2 separate regions of the Mus musculus genome follow, and region 1 is linked to region 2. Evidence: chromatin loops called from intact Hi-C (ENCODE). Cell type or tissue: heart. All regions are shown on one strand.

Region 1 (8,000 bases), 280 kb before region 2:
TTTTTTAATCTCACATTTTTGGATTTCAAAGTACAAGAGCAGGGTCAGTGGGAGAGCAGCGGGTGGCCCACATTGTGGTTTGAGTGCAGGGTCGCACATGAGGGTGTGATCACACCTGGAGCAGGAAACCAGAGAGTAGTTACCACCAATTGTGGTGTCACACACCCAGTGTCACACACTTTGTCATGCCCCCACCTCTCACAAAGGTTGTGTTTTTCCCCACCCCCACTCCTGCTACCCTGCTTTTGAACCTTGACTCTTAGGGACACACCCCAGACCAGAACCTGACATAGGTAAAAGTCATGCTGCCAAGAGTTGACATGCCACCTGGTGGCAGAGCTAGACACTGGTCTTCAGCAGGTGACCTTAAGTGGCTGTGATGCTGTAGTGGGCTCATCTGCCATTGTCTGAGCTTGTGCTGGGTGGTGGCACAATCAATCGCTGACCTAGAGAGTGGATCTGATTATGTCAGTCTCCCTGCAGCCTGAGCTTGGCCTCTCATCCTTCTGCCCTGTCACATTCAGAGAGGTTTGTGCCAATTCTTAAAATGTTAGGAAATGCCATTTAATTAAAGAATACCCCACTTTAGATCTCTGAGCCTTTGTCAGAGATGCTGGCAGGAGCACTCTGAGAGGCAGTCTGCCGCCTTTATTTCCACTTCTTACTGGTGTAAAGGGCTGCTCAGAGCCATATTGGTTTCAGGCCTGGGCACTTATCTGGGGACCAAGAGGCACCCTTTTGGAAGAAGTGTCCCCTGTAATCTGTAGTTTATATGATTCATGGAAGGAAGTGCTTTGCTAAGTGACAATGTAGCACACATTCTGTTTGGTAATGGCTATGTTCTTTCCCTTTATAGAATTAACCCTGAATCCTCCAGAAGGAATCGTGGCAGGTAAGGGGCTTGGGTAATTTCATTATGGTGTCCTTCCAGTTGCCAAAGCTGTCTTCTAATTAGGATGTGTTTTTTTCTTCCCTGCAGGCCCCATGAATGAAGAGAATTTTTTTGAATGGGAGGCATTGATCATGTGAGTTACTTTTGTGAATTACGGTGTGTCCGTTCCCCCCCCACCCCCCCGCCATGCTTTACTAGAAACTAGACATAAGAATCTCTAAATGTTGAACTCTGAACTTGAGTGGGCTCAAGTGGGCCTTGTAGCTTTCAGCTGTTCCTGGGCAGAAGCCAGGCGAACATGGATTCAAAGGAGATGATAGCAGTTCCTTAGAACCAATAGCCAATTTAGTTGTGAATATTAGCTTTACATAGCTTCAAAATGATATTTAAAATTTTTTTTTATTTAGTTTTTTTTTTTTCTCAAGACAGGGTTTCTCTGTGTAGCCCTGGCTGTCCTGGAACTCACTCTATAGACCAGGCTGGCCTTGAACCTGCTTCTGCCTCCCAAGTGCTGGGATTTAAGGTGTGCACCAGCAGCACCCATCCCAGATGGTGATGTAGTCTGTGGGGCCTTACTTGCCCCTTGGTTTCACATCATGGACAACACAGCAGGTGTCTCTGTGTCCCCAGCTGTGGGGTCTCTCCCCACCAGAGTGGCTGCCAGTGTGCTTTGATCCAGTGCAGTCACGACACTGTCTCCCTGGAGAGTGGCACGTCCCAGGGGATTCTGTCCCCATGACAGTCTCCCTTCAGGCTTAAGTCTGGGTGTCTAGAAGGTCTGATTAGCTGGAAGTTGGGGTTCCTATGACTCCATCATTGAAGCAGCTCCCTGAAACACTTGACTCACACCTGCAGTTTCTTCTGGAGTGCTTTTGGTTTGTTTTTTGAAGTATCTGTGTGAGTATGTGTGTTTTGCCTACATGCGTGTCCATGTACCATATGTGTGCCTGGTGCCTGTGAAGGTTAAAGAGGGTGTCAGGGTCTCTGGAATTGGAGTTAGAAACAGTTGTGAGCTGCCTGATGTGGGTGCTTGGAATTGAACCTGGGTCTTCTATAAGAGCAGCAGGTGGGCTGGTGAGATGGCTCAGTGGGTTAGAGCACCCGACTGCTCTTCCGAAGGTCCAGAGTTCAAATCCCAGCAACCACATGGTGGCTCACAACCATCCGTAACAAGATCTGACCCCCTCTTCTGAGTGTCTGAAGACAGCTACAATGTACTTACATATAATAAATAAATAAATAAATAAATAATTTAAAAAAAAAAAAAAAAAAAAGAGCAGCAGGTGCTCTTGACTGCTGAGCCATCTCTCTGGCCCTTCTAAAGGGCTTTCGAATAGTACAGATATGCAGTGAAGAGATCCTGGGCAAGGCCTGTGTACTTTGTAGCACATGGTGGATTCTTGTTCATCTTCCTGTGAGCTGCCATGTGCTGCTGTCCAGAGGCTTCAACCCCACCCTCTAGTACCACTCTCTTCTTTCTCTGATGCCTGTTCACAGTATGTGTGACTGACAGCCTGCATGGGAGCTCAGCTGGCCTGTCTGCTTAACCTTCTTGGCCTCCCCTTGTACATTATTTTATCAAGGTCGTGAGCCCAGACCCTTCAGGATGGAGGATGGTCTTAGCACCTATCACGGAGAAAGTTAAGTCAGAGAATTTCTTTATGACCCAATTTGACTGGTCTGTCTAAATGCTGAAGGCCCAACCCAGAAGAACAGCTTAGAAACCAGGAAGCTAGACAGAGAAACATATGTGTATGTTTATATGTGTGTGTGTGTGTGTGTGTGTGTGTCTCATAATATGTCCTTGCCATGGTGGATGAGCCTTAGATAGTGTGTGTGGCTTTCCTAGTAGGAAAAGGGCCCTCAAAGCGGCAGGTGAGCCCTCGGACCTACAGGAGCAGCAGCATTACACCTGAAGAGCCAAGGCTTTTGTTTCTTCTTCTCCCCTCCCCTCCTCTGCTTCTTATTTCCTGTTTGCTTTCTCTTGCATGCAGGTCCTGCATTGCTCTTGGTCCTGAGTGAGCTTATGGCTCCTAGCCCCAATGTAGATGCTGTGATATTTAACTTCTTAGAGTCACTTTGCTTGGAAATAGAAACCTGGGTTTAGGATGTTCGCTGATCAGACTCGGCCTGCTAAACTTTCTTCTTTCTACCTTAGATGCACAAGAAAATGAAGTTAGGTTAGTCTGAGGAAAGTGCATTCTATAATCAGTTTCTTGTTAGTGAATGCAAGTTTCAATTGGCTGTAGTGTTTCAGGTTGGATTTTATTGGTCTGGAGGACAGGGTAGGGAAGAAGGTTTGACTACAGGACTGTGAGCTCTGAGCAAGGAGGGTTTGTTTATGTCTGTGCTAGAGCACATTGTGGCCGTCCTGCCCCGACCCCTGCATACCCAGAATGGTGTGCGTGCTGTCAGAGCACTGCCACCTTGCATACCTGGAACCGTGTGCGTCAGGGCACTGCCACACCTATGCCCAAGCTCTTTCTGATTTTGAGCCAGGGTTTTGCTAAGTTTACTGGGCTGGTCTTGAACTCCTGTGGCCCAGGGATACCTGAACTTTTGATCATTTTTCTCAGCTTGCTGACTTGCTGGTATTACAGGCTTGGCACAGTTGTTCCTGAAGCCATGCAGGCTGGCCTAGGAAGAGGACTGGTCATTTCTGCCCTGTGAGCTTTAGATGATGCATGGAAGCTGAGTGGGAGTAAGGAGTTTGGTTGTCTTTAAAGTTTATCCAGGACCGAGAGCAAGCACCGCAGCCCTTATTTATTTCTCTCAGACCTTACTGCCTGCTGGGTCCCATTTCTTCTAAGTCTCCCGGAGTCTGTGTGCAGTGCGGTACAGTTGTGCCTTGTGGTTTTGAGGGCTATGTCCAAAGTTTCCGGTGGATGCTGGAAACCTTGGGCTGTAGCAATAATCACAAGAGCTAGTAAAATAGAAAAACTGGCTGGGTGTAATGGCACACACCTTTAACCCCAGCACTTGAGCGGCAATGGAGGCCTGAGTGTGAGGCCAGCCTGGTCTTCCTAGTGAGTTCTAGGACAGCCAGGGCTGTATGAGAGACATTGTCTCAAAAAAGAAAGAAAGAAAAAAAAATCAACCAAACAACTATCTAAACCCGCCCCCCAAATTTTGATAATATTCTATAATAAAATTTATTTAAATTTAGGAATCATTTCTGGAACTTGCTGATTCTAGATCACACTGGTGAAGCCAGACGGGAGGGATGATTCTGTTGCTTTTCTGTGGGACGATAGAGGCCTGTAGCCAGGGCTGCCCCAAGCCAGGGCATGGCTGTGGCCTGCCAGGTGGAGCTCCGTGTACTTTCTCTTACTTTTCAGTGCTGGGGATCAAACTCTGGGCCTCCAGCCATGCCCCCAGGCCTTGTTTGCTTTTAAAGAAGCAGGTGATCATGTGATCTGTGAACTGAAGCATATGATCATGTGATCATGTGTGTGAACTGATGTGTGTCCTGTCTATTTCATCTGCTATGTCCTGTGTCAACACAGGCACACCTGCACTTACTCGTATGCCATCAGCGGCGTGCCTGCCGTAGGAGCAGCGGTTGTTAGGAGGCCTGCAGAGGTCAGGGCACCTGATCAGTCTGTAATATTTGGAAGGTGGTGGGTCATATGCATCCATGGGTGTAGAAGCTTATTAAAGAACAGCTGAGCTCTCTTTAGTATGGATTTTTAAAAGTGCATTATTAAAAGTCTGTTAGCTATTACTAATTTTATATAAACAGCATAAAGTTAAACAAATATATTGAAAACCCGTCTTAAAAAGTAATTAGAACTGATTTTTGGGAGAGCACGTTTGTGTTTGAATAGGGCTTTTGCGTTAGTATGGAATTCCCCTGCTTCAAGATCTAGTGACTTTGTGGGTTTTGGTCCTGTTCCAGACCCTTCACAAAGAAGAGGCCGTTTACAAATGTTCTTAGAACATCTATCAAGGAATTAACTGTCCTCCTGTGGGTTTGTCTCACCCTGCTGTTCTGGCAGAGAACTGGCTGGGCTTTTATTCTTTGGTGAGTGGGGCCTCTCTTCCCTCAGATTCTCGTGGGTCTCTAGGGCCTCCTGCGTCCCTGGTATTTTTGGACACCGAGGAAGCCTGACACCTCCTGCTGGCTTTGCCACTGCCCTCCTGCATGGCCTGTCACTGTGGCTCTGCACAGGCTGAGCACTGGGGGTGGGCTTTGATGTCCGGGTCGTCCCGTGTAGATAGAGGCTTGTCAGTGGTTATGTTGTCATGGTTTCATCATGGAGACAAGTGCCAGAGACAACAACTTACTGTTTGTGAGAGAGGAAGCAGGAAGGGAGGAGAGGACTAGTCAGAAGAGGCAAGACACATCCTTCAGAGGCACCCTGACACTCCTGGGACCCATGTCCTCCAGCCCTCCAATGGCCTGGTCAGCTGTGTGCTCAGGGCTCTGGGAACCCTGCCAGCCGGGACCACGTCGTTTCCTTTTTTTTTTTTTTTTAATTAATTTATTTATTTTATATATATGACAACTGTAGCTATCTTCAGACACACCAGAAAAGGGCATCTGTAATTCCGTTACAGATGGTTGTGAGCCACCATGTAGTTGCTGGAATTGAACTCAGGATCTTTGGAAGAGCAGTCAGCTCTCTTAGCTGCTGAGCCATCACTCTAGCCTGGGACCACATTTTCAATACAGGAGCATTTGGGGGACAGGTCGGGTTCCCTGGAACTGGTGTTGCAAATGGTAATGTAGGTTCTTGGAACTGAACTCAGTCCTCTGCAAGAACAGCAAGTTCTCTTAATCACCAGGCCGCCTTTCAGCTGCTGTAGTGGTTTCCTTTAGTGCCCTGTGCTTTAGCATCACATAGAGCCAGAGGTTAGGGGCTTTCTTTCATACTTTCTTTACAAGCGTAATAACTGTATTAGTTACTTTCCCATTGTTCTGATAAAATACCCTAACAAAAGCAAACGGGGAGAGAAAGGCTTGACAGTCCGTGGTTGCACACTCCTTAGCCTTGTCCCAGCACTCAGGAGGCAGAGGCCAGCCTGTCTACAGAACAGGTTCCAGGACAGCAGAGAGGGAGCGGGGGAATTCTTTTTGGCTTTTGAGAACATAGTCCATTATGGTGGCAAGTCACAGCAGCAGGAGTGTGAGGTGGTGTTACACAGGATCACAGTCCGGAAGCAGAGAGGGGTGAGGGCTCCTGGGAAGTGTTCTGTCCCCATGTGTGCATGTGGACTGCATGATACAGTGGAGGCCAGGGGAAGTGCTTTTCTTGGGATTGGAGTTAGGATGGTGGTGAGTCACCAAATGGATGCTGGGAATTAAACCTGGGACCTGGAAGAGCAGCAAGTGCTCTAAACCACTGAGCATCTTTCTGGTCCTTTGCACGTTTTTTTATTTGTGTGGCAGTTAGGGTGGGTCTTCTCATCTCAGTTAGCCTGATTGAGATCAACCCTCCCAAGCAGACGCAGACGCTTACCTTCTAGGAGGTTACAGATTTTGTCAGGTTGACAATGAGTGCTAAGTACTCCAGTAGCATGTAGCTCTCCACATTTCCGTCAGTTAGTTTGTACTGAGTGAAATGTAGGAACGGAGTCAGCCTTCACTCTTTGCCTGTGACTGTCCTCATGCCTCAGGGCCTTTTGTTGAATTTCCCCATTGAGTAAATAATCTTGATGTCATTGTCAAAGGTCAGTATAGACCATGATACTGGGCCTTAGTTTTGGACATCCGAGGTCACTGCTCTGTGCCCGTCCTTATGCCATGCACTGCACCATCTGGTTGTTGTAGCTCTGGCCTTGTTCTTTCTGTTAGACTTCAGGCTGTTCCAAGTGCCATGAATGTCCATACACACAACATTTTCTGCAGGGTTCCTGTTGGTGTTTTGTGAAGTCATCAGATGAGTTTGTAGGATGTTGCTGCTTGAATAACATTGTAAGTGTGGGTGTTTGAGAACTTCATTCCCATCACTCATACCCACGCTACAATCTAAAGTTGCACACAGGAGAGCCTGCAGAACCGCAGTGCTCAGTCTTCTGGGAGAGGACATACATAGGCTGAAGGAGGCGCTTGCCTTTTTGCTTACATATGTCTGTATTTGAATACATTCCAGCATGAGTAAGGTTAGCATTTATGTAGGCAAGTGAATGCTGTGTTATTCTGTTAGAATTCACTGTAAAGTTCTTATAGTTGACAGACTTAGTGCCTTTCAAATACTGCACTTGTGTTTAAGATTTTTTAGCAGTGACTCTGTCTCAGACACCTAATGTCCTAAGTGTGGCTGTGACTCCTTATAGAGTTGACCTCGAATTCCAATGGAGCAAACCCTATATGTTACTATCCTGGTTCTAGCTGTGGAAGAAGCATTTAAATACCAAGAAGAAGGGTGTCCCTATCCATCCAAGTTGCTGGGACAGCAAAGGTGCATGTGGCCCCTTTTCTAGTCACAGCTTCCTATGGTGGTATCCTGTTGTTAACAAGGTCCTGGGAACAGACAAGTTTCTGATAACCCCTGTTGCCTAGCCAGCCAGTCTCATCAGCCTGGCATGTGGCCAGATGTGTGGTGCATGCATCCCCTTGTCGCATGTTCTGGGCCCTGGTGAGGTAGGAACAGCTGCCCAGGGTATAGAGGCAGAAGGTATCAAACAGTTTGCAGCATCAGGAGGCTACTCTGAGCCTCTGTCTTCCTGACCCAGGTTCACCTTGCAGCATCTAACAGTGAAAGGCAGGCTCTGGCTGGAGTTCCTTGTTTACATGTGTGTTGCTGGTATGATCTGAGGCAGCTCTGGAGGACAGGCTGAGTTAGGTAGTGGGCTCGGTCGGGCAGGAGTAACATGACAGTCCAGTCACTGTCTTCCACATGTGTTTTTCTCACAGACAGAGAAGCCAATGAAGCTCTTAAGTAGGCACCCATGGGCAGCAGGTTGCACAGTTCTCTGCTGCTATGCTGGAGATAGTAATGTAGCCAGAGTTTGCAGTCGGGGATGGAAGATGTTTGTCGGCACCAGTGATGGTGCGTGCTTTGGGTGTTTAGTTTCCTTTCTTGTTCTTTGGGGTGAGGATCTTTACTCCCAGAAGCAGAGAGTAAAACTTGTTCGAAAGCTCTCTTGGGCTGTTTCTCTGTTC
Region 2 (8,000 bases):
TCCGGAGTCAGCTTGCTAGCTGAGTGACACTGTCCAGATCACCATCTGCCTTAGCAGTCCACAGCCTGAGCAGGGCATGGGGCTAAAGTAGAGCAAGGGTAGCCACAATGACTCCATGAAGGCCAATGAGCCTTGTCACCACCTCTCACTATCTTTGGCACCAGAGAGGGACAGGTGCAATACCTTCTTTGGTTGCTGTCCCCAGTCCCCTCGGCCTGGTTCCTGCCACTAAGCTTTGAACATCAGAAGACCTGGATGCTGCCCTGGCCCTGCAACCTCTCGAGCCTGAAGACCCCGGCTGACACTACTGCCCATGCCACACTTCAGGGACATGTGTTCCTCCCAAAGCAGCCACTGAGCCATGGCCACAGACAGAGGTCTTCAGGAGGACAGCTTGTTGAATTTGGGAAGACCACAGGCTCGGGGAGTAGGGGCAGAGGAGGGACATCCCAGGCTTTACTCGATCTCTCCTAGCAGGACAAGTTCTGACCCCTGCCCTAAGTGGGGCCTGGCGGTGGGTGGGAGGAGGGGCAGGCAGGATAAACCGATGGAGAAAATGAGCAATGTGGATTCATACCGGCATGGACAGCCTGGGCCTCTGCATCCCAAATCTGTCATTACCAACTTGAAAGGTGCCCTCTCAAGTTGAGCCCTACAGCCAGCTGCTGTTGCCAAGCCCAAGACTTATGCAACACCCCTTAAACAGCACCCTTCTGCCATCAGGGCTCAACTCAGAGTCTGGAGCAGGATAAGCAGTCCACATCTGAGCCACTGTGGGTTATCCCCTCCAACATCCCAGTGAGCCTGGCCTAGAACACACCAGAACGTGAGCTTATGAGGAAGCCAGGGAGGGAGCTTCAAAGAGGCACTGAGCCACATTAACTCATCCAGGGCCACGGGAGGCGGAGACTGTCACTGTCTCTGCTGATGACTGCGGGGCTGCTGTCGTCAGACAGTGAGTGGGACAGACAGAGAAGATGCCTTGCTTACCCCAGGCAAGGCCCAGTGCTCAGAGCGAGGCAGCTTCATCACTAGCACCTCCAGCATCTTCCTGACACTCTTCCGGCAGATGGCTCCACCCTGGTTCCTCTTCCACCTATGCAGGGGACCCACTTACATCTGCACGGCCACAGGTGGCCTTGGGCAGAGCACTTGGCGGGGACTGGCTGGGTCTGGAAGCAGCATCAAACCCTCTGCCACCTCCCCCACACCCTCAACCTCCACCTCCAACCACCCCCCTCCCTGCCATGTTCTTCACTCTACCTCACCACCCACCCACCATCTTTTTTCTTAAACCCCCAGTTCCCAGGCAGAACGGAGACAGAAGCCACAGGGATACAGTCCCTCTCCAGTCTGACCCAGGTCACTGGCACTGCCAGGAGAGCCCAGTGCCTTGTTGGGCTCCATACAACCGGGGCTAGGACCCCCAGAGCATTTCCCCAAGCGTAGCCAGTCAGCCAGTCAGAAGGTAGGCGGGACCCAGGGTTGGAGACATGAGGTTTGAGGGGTACATGCAAGGCTGTGTGAGAGTGTGAATGTGCACATATCCTCTGGTAGGAAACCTTCCAAACTTTAACATTCCTATGGGATTGTGGGTAGGCTTTGCTTTTTGTGTGTGTGTGTGTAATTTCTGTAACTTCTTCTCTTTAGTAGAGGCTCTAAACACCGTTTTTATCAGCCCCTAGTATGGATAAGGGACTACTCCCAAAAACTTAGGCAGCTTCCAGGGGGAAGGGAGTAGCCTGGGCTTTCTCAGAGAGGGTGGGATGCAGCGTATGTTTTCCCACAGGCTTCATGAGATACCAAGTACAAAGGCCATGCCACAGGCCCTCGGAACTCACGCGGGTGGGAGGAGCATCTTTGGAGCCAAAATGCAGATGGCAGACATGGTGCTTACCGGGTGACAACTGGCTGCAGAGTGTGGTTGGGACCAAACCAGCTGAGGCTCCCACGACCACGCAACCCTGTGCGGCCCATGGGGTTCCTAGGTTAGAAAGGGTTCACTTAGCCACTGCATCTGACGGGGAGGTTAAAACCAGGGACATTGGATGAGTGGAGCCAAGTCACAATGGGCATAGCAGAGATGCCAGCTCCCGACAACCTGTCCTGGCCCCACAAGGCTCTTCACAGAGCAAAGCCAGGGCTTCTAGTCTGTGTGCAACCACCACGGCCAGCCCTCCTCCACAAGTAGGGTCAAACACCCAGAGACCTATGTCTGGTGGTTGCGGTCACAAACAATGGGTGGCTGCACTTGAAAGCCAGGCTGAAGGAACCAGGTTGTGGTTACATGAACTCACTGTATTCTGGGAGCACAGAGTATTAACTGCAGACCTCTCATTGGGCCAGGACCCCTCTCTCACCACCAGACCCCATTCTAAATCGGGACTGAGAACTGATGGTTTTCATGACTTTGATGCAAAACAAAGAGAGACACACCCCGGTGCTACCACAGGACAAGCGGTCTCCTCCATATATGACTCTCCCTGCTCACCGCTCCACATCTGCCAGCGAGCGAGACTCACCCTATGGGCAGGCTCTGCTTTCTTCAGTATTGCTAGTGTCCTCTGTGACCCTCCCTCCCTTCCCATGCCCCACTGCTCAGCTGAGTTCCCATACCACCCGTTGGGTTGGTCCTGACATGGAGTCTTTGGGAGGTGGAGTCAAGGCCTGATGGGAGATTTAGGTTATCAGGACACCCTTTGAAGAACCCTAGCTTCCTCTTCCCCCTTTGCTTCTCAGCCTGGAGGTGAGCAGCTCTCTCCACTCTACACACTCTGCCATGGTGGGGTTTCCTTCCCACAGAGTCACCAGGGCTGCCTTGAGTCTGAACTAAAAGCTTCAAACTGAGGCTACAGTGATTATTCTCGGTTTCTCTGCTGGTTGTTCTGAGTCTTTCATAATGATGGAGAGCTGACTGGCCCAGCATCTTCTCTGCCTTGCACATCCCCCACTACCTCCAGCTGTGTGGTCCAGTAAGACCGCTTAACTTCAAACACTACTTTGTAGAAGAAAAGAAGACAATGTTTCATTATAACCCTCGCTTGTCCCTACCAAAGCTCCCAAATACACCATGAGCTCTTGGAGCGTTGGGGTCCGGTGGGATCTTCAGGAGGTGACTGCCCTCCCAGACTATCCTAGCCATGTGACATCCTGCACCTCCTCTGCCTCCATCAGCAAGAAGGCATTGCTGGTTGTGAGTGCCTGACCTTGAGCCAGAATCAACATTCTTTTTTTTTTTTCTTTCATAACCTACTTAGTCTTTGGTATTCTATTATGAGCAACATAAAACAGACGAAGACAATCATTTCACAGATGGAAGCTATATCTAGGAAATACAATTAAAAGAAAAAAAAAGGAAAAAAAAAACAATAGTGTGCAAGTCCTAACTACATTAAGTATGTGATTACGTTAAAAAAAAAAAAAGTTATTGGGGCTGAACGAAGACTCAGTAGGAAAAGTGTTAGCCATGCAAGTGTAAGGACTAAGTTTAAATCCTCGGAATTCATGTTTAAAAAAAGTAAAAAATAAAAGTGAGCATAAAAGCACACACCTGTAATCTGAGGGGTGGCAGAGACAGGAGGATGATTGACAGCCAGCCTAGCCAACTGCTGAGCTTCAGCCTCATGGAGAGACCCCGCCTCAAATGTAGAGTGGTCCTCTCCGGTCCATCCTGCTTATGTTTCCACACAGTTGTCATGACAGCAGGTATGTGCCAGTCACCTGAGTGTTGCTCTTCCTCCCTGTCTCTCACTCCGCAACTGACATTGCTTCCTAAGCCGTCTTCGCCCCAGTCATCATGGCCCCGTCATGCAGACATGCAGGCTAGAGCCCTGGTCTATTTCAGACTACCCCTCCACTGCTGCCACCGTATTCAACCTCTGGCTCCAGGGACAGTAGCCCACTCACTGTTCCAGAATATTCTCCTAAATGCCTGCCTTCCCTTTCCCACAGGCCCCTTGGCATCCTCTGCTCCACTGCTCCCCCTGCTGGCCACACCCCATCTGGAAACACAGTGGTATTTATGGGTATTTATGGGTACTGTTAGCCCATCATAGTTGCTGGAAAAGGTTACTATCCCTAACGTGGGCCCACCAGTCTTGTAGTGGGTTGGCCTAATGGGGCTTGTATTGTAATGCTAATTTGCATCCTCCCAAATTTTTTGCCCCAAAGGCGAGAGAGTCCACCCCCATTTAATTCTGATTGGTAAATAAAAATGCCAGTGCCAATAGCTGCGGAGAAGAGACATTGGCGGGGGTGGGGGTGGGGGTGGGGTTAGGTTTCCTGAGGAGGAGGAAGCAGGGCAAGGGAGACAGAGTAGTCATGGGAGAGTGAAGCAAGAAGAGGCATCTTGGCTCTGGACCAAGAGAATGTGGCCCAGAGGGCTGCCCAATTGGGTTAAAATCCTCCAAGATGGAACACAGAAAGTAATAATGGGGTTATCGATGGGAGGCCGATTCTAACAGCCTGGAGGCTCGGCAGTTGCCCAGCTATTGTGCTGAGTAAGGTATATTTAAAAATATAAAGGCTCTGTGTGTGTGTCTTTCATCCAGAAACATAAATGGTCAAAGGAGGGAAGGAACCCCGTGGCAGGATTTTTTAAATATTTTTTACAACATGCTCTAGAGCCAGAGTGCTCTCTTCAGACTTGACTATGCCCCCCAAGTTTCCGACCATAAGTTGAAGCCCCCAGGTTCCAACAGACCCATGTACTTGGGACACTGCTGTGGTGGATCCAGGGACCTTCCAGGGAAAGGCTCTGAGCAAGCAGACTCTGAGGGAACAGCACACACCGAGTTTCCTTTTCTCGTTTGCTTTTGCCAGAAAGAGAAGTCAGCTCTCTCAGAGAGAAATGCGCCCCATTGCTGATGCTAGCTGAGGTTCAGCATACTCACAACGGGAACCCATACTCGACCACGTAGACTCCATGGAAGCTGCGACGGTCCGTCGGTCCATCCACGACGTTGTAACTGATCTTAGACAGAGGTTCTGCAGTGCTGGGAACAAGCAAAAGGAGATGTCCCTGTCGGAGGGAGGTTATGGCAGAGTAACACAGAGGGACAGGGGCGCGGCCTCCATTGGTGGCTCAACTACAGTCACCCAGGCCTTTCCTTTGAGAGGGGTCTCTGTCCATTGCTCATGCCCATTGTCAGAATGAGTTGTATCTGGGACAGGAAGAGCTGCTCTGGAGTTCCCAGATGAGGCAGAACCTGCCTGGGCCTGCCCCATGTGAAGTCTGCACTCCCTGTGGAGGAAGGGGCCACTCACTCTCCCACGGGGTCTGTGAGAGCCACATCCTTCTCAGCGGTGTAAAAGGGAGGATCGTAGATCAGAAACTCTGCCTGCAAGACAGCAAATGAGCTTCCTCAGGGTTCCATCCCACTCCCAAGCGAGCTAGGCCTGAGGGCTACAAATGGGCCCAAGAGCAGCTTCATACAAGGACACCAGCCAACCAGGACCAAATTCCCTTGCCCAGTGTGCCTGGGTATCTCCCAGCCCTGGTAGAGTTGAGGACGAGACTCCAGATGAACACTCCCATGGGACCAGCCCAAGCATGACCCAAGCGTGGATGGTGTGAACCTTTCCCAGGATGGGTCGGGGGCTACATGGGAACCGCAAGCCCGCAAGCCCACAAGCAGGTGAACTTGCGGGTGCCAGCATTCCTGTCCCTGAATAGAGGTCTCTCTCTCGTGCTGGGCACTCAAAAGGGAATGATAGTTGTTCACTGGGTACGGACATGTCAAGAACAAGGAGGGTGGGTGAGATGGCAGGGCCAGGACATCTGGAGCACATGAAAAGTTTCAGGAGCATCCCTGAGCCATGTCTCTGTAAAGCCACCGTCCCTCACCCCGCCGGCCCCTTCCACAGTTTGGCCATGCGGCCCGTGTGATTTGTTTGCATGCCTGCCTCATTTAGTTTCCTCAGCTGTCAAGTGCTCAGATGACCAGAGAGGATAGAGTGGGTGGAGGCTACCATGAACTCGGGAGGACCTCTTCTCCTCCCCCAGAGACTAACACCTCCCGATATGGCCTACATAAGAGAGATAAACTCACCGCCCAAGGCACCTTCTCGTTAGGCACGGGGAAGCGCATGATGCGGGCATTGGGATAGAGGAGATGCCGGGCGCTCACGTGGTAACCATCTCCTGGTTCCTCTACTTTCCTCCTGATACTCAGCTCAGCATCTGGCTCATCGAAGGCCCTCTGGGGTGCTAGAAACAGTCACCAGTTTGAGTTACAGTCCCAACACCCTGATTGCCACTCCAGGGATCTCAGCCATGGAAGGACAAAGGTCACCATCCCCTACCAGATACCTGCCGCTAAAGTCACACTTAGATATCTCAACAGTTGGTTAATATCACCGGCTGCTACAGGGCCTGTCCAATTAATGGGGGCAAGTTTGTTCCCTAGGGGCTAGCCTCATCTAAGACCATGATCATTCATGTCCATGTCCTTACTGGCTGAACATTTAGGGAAATGGGCTTAAGTTTCTATGTCTTGATTGATGTGATTGATAGCTTCAGTCACCCAGAACTGTTCCCTGCTCCCAACTTTGCAGCAAGATATATAAAGGAGGTCATGGAGGCATGGCATGCTGCCCCCAGGAGCCCAGGAACCTGCTTAAGCCAGGAGACACCTGCTCAGCTCACAGGAGGAGGTAAGGACTGTCCCCCAGGGCACAGGGACAGCTCCAGCCAAAGTCCTCCTTCAGAGAAACCCCTATAGCTGCCTCTCCTCTAAGCCCATCCTCCAGACCCAAAACCACTCAGACCATTGGAGACAGCTCCTAAGAGACCAAATACTCACCCAGGGTCAGCGCACCTGCTCCTGAGCCAAAGCCACTGTCCTTCAGGGTTGTCACGATCCAGTGCAAAGCTCTGGTCACCTGAGTCACCTGGATGGCATGTCCCAGGGAAGACTAGGTTGGCCTCCTGTGATCCATGTTGCATGTGGCTTATGGCCTGGAAGTCTGGCATCAATCCCCCAAGTGACCCAAGCATTCTGATGGTCCATGCAGCCTTGGAAGAGAACTTGGGGGTTGAGCCTCTGGCCCCCAGTGGTCTCAAGTAGAGAGAGGAGCCATGTACTCTAGGACCACCAGGAACATGTACCGAATATGGGAGCCTCACAATTCAAATCTGGGGAAGCCCAATGTTAGAAGGCTTGGGTAGAAGGTTTTTCTCTCCTTATCTCTCTTTTTCTCACTCTCTTCCACCTCTCCTCTCCTCTCTCTCTCTCTCTCTCTCTCTCTCTCTCTCTCTCTCTCTCTCTGTCTCTGTCTCTTTCTCTCTCTCCTTCCCTCTCTCTCTCTGTGTATGTATGTATGTATGTATGTATGTATGTGTATGTATGTGTGTTTGTGTGTGTCTCTGACTCTCTCTCTTTCTCTCTCTCTCTCTCTCTGTATATGTGTGTGTGTAAGTATGTGTGTATATATGTGTGTTTGTGTGTATGTGTCTCTGTTTCTCTTTCTCTCACTCTCTTCTACTTCTCTCCCTCCCTCCCTCCTCTGCTCTTTGCCCCTTCCTCTTACAAATATCCATTCCTGCATCTTTTCCCAAAGTGCTTGGTCTCAGTGTTGCCATACCACAACACAAAATGTCCCACAAGACCCTGACTTCCTACCTACTTACCTGTTCCTCCAGGGAAGCCAGTCTCTGCTCTGTGGAGCCTGACCTCTTCACCTGGTCCATGTCCAGCAGATCCACCATGGTGTCCACTCTGAAAGAAGACAAATGGACAAATGAGACCACAATTCCAGACAACCCCACCAAACCCAGCAGCCCAGATGTGGCATCCCACCAGCTCTCACTTCAATACTGTCTCTTGTAATTGGAAAGTATCTATGACACACATCTGTATCATAAAATAAAACTGTCCCAGCATTCAGACAACCCAGGCTCATGTGGCCTAACCCAATGAGCCATCAGAGGTGTCAGCTGTGGGGGATAGGGAATGGTATTCACAACAACCCACTTGTCTGTGCTTGCCTCTTGGTGTTGG

What was found. Hi-C counts contacts between places; a loop is a spot of excess contacts. Peaks named below come from ENCODE experiments on the same cell type or tissue, not always from the same donor. Only the 100,000 strongest peaks of a DNase experiment are listed, where the experiment ranks them.
Region 1: it touches region 2 in a loop (5-fold over the local background); 12 of 42 quality-filtered maps call a loop at or near these places.

Annotation. Positions count from the first base shown.
Region 1 is chr10:77,629,870-77,637,869 of GRCm38, forward strand. It overlaps Ube2g2 (ubiquitin-conjugating enzyme E2G 2), which reads left to right. Exons shown (of 6, transcript NM_019803.3): 2 at 857-892; 3 at 980-1,025. Among named protein-coding and RNA genes, the nearest start is that of Mir1930, 7.4 kb to the right of the region's middle. In heart, a CTCF peak has its summit at 327; a DNase peak (open chromatin) is centred at 5,162; H3K27ac peaks cover 1,276 bases.
Region 2 is chr10:77,912,815-77,920,814 of GRCm38, forward strand. Trpm2 (transient receptor potential cation channel, subfamily M, member 2) reads right to left here. Exons shown (of 34, transcript NM_138301.2): 25 at 7,631-7,718; 26 at 6,804-6,891; 27 at 6,051-6,208; 28 at 5,266-5,339; 29 at 4,893-4,994; 30 at 1,898-1,984; 31 at 991-1,096. It overlaps LOC115487515 (a small nucleolar RNA gene), which reads right to left and starts at 1,037; the gene lies at 984-1,037. In heart, a CTCF peak has its summit at 3,986 (motif pointing left); DNase peaks (open chromatin) are centred at 7 and 677; H3K27ac peaks cover 1,066 bases; H3K27me3 peaks cover 236 bases.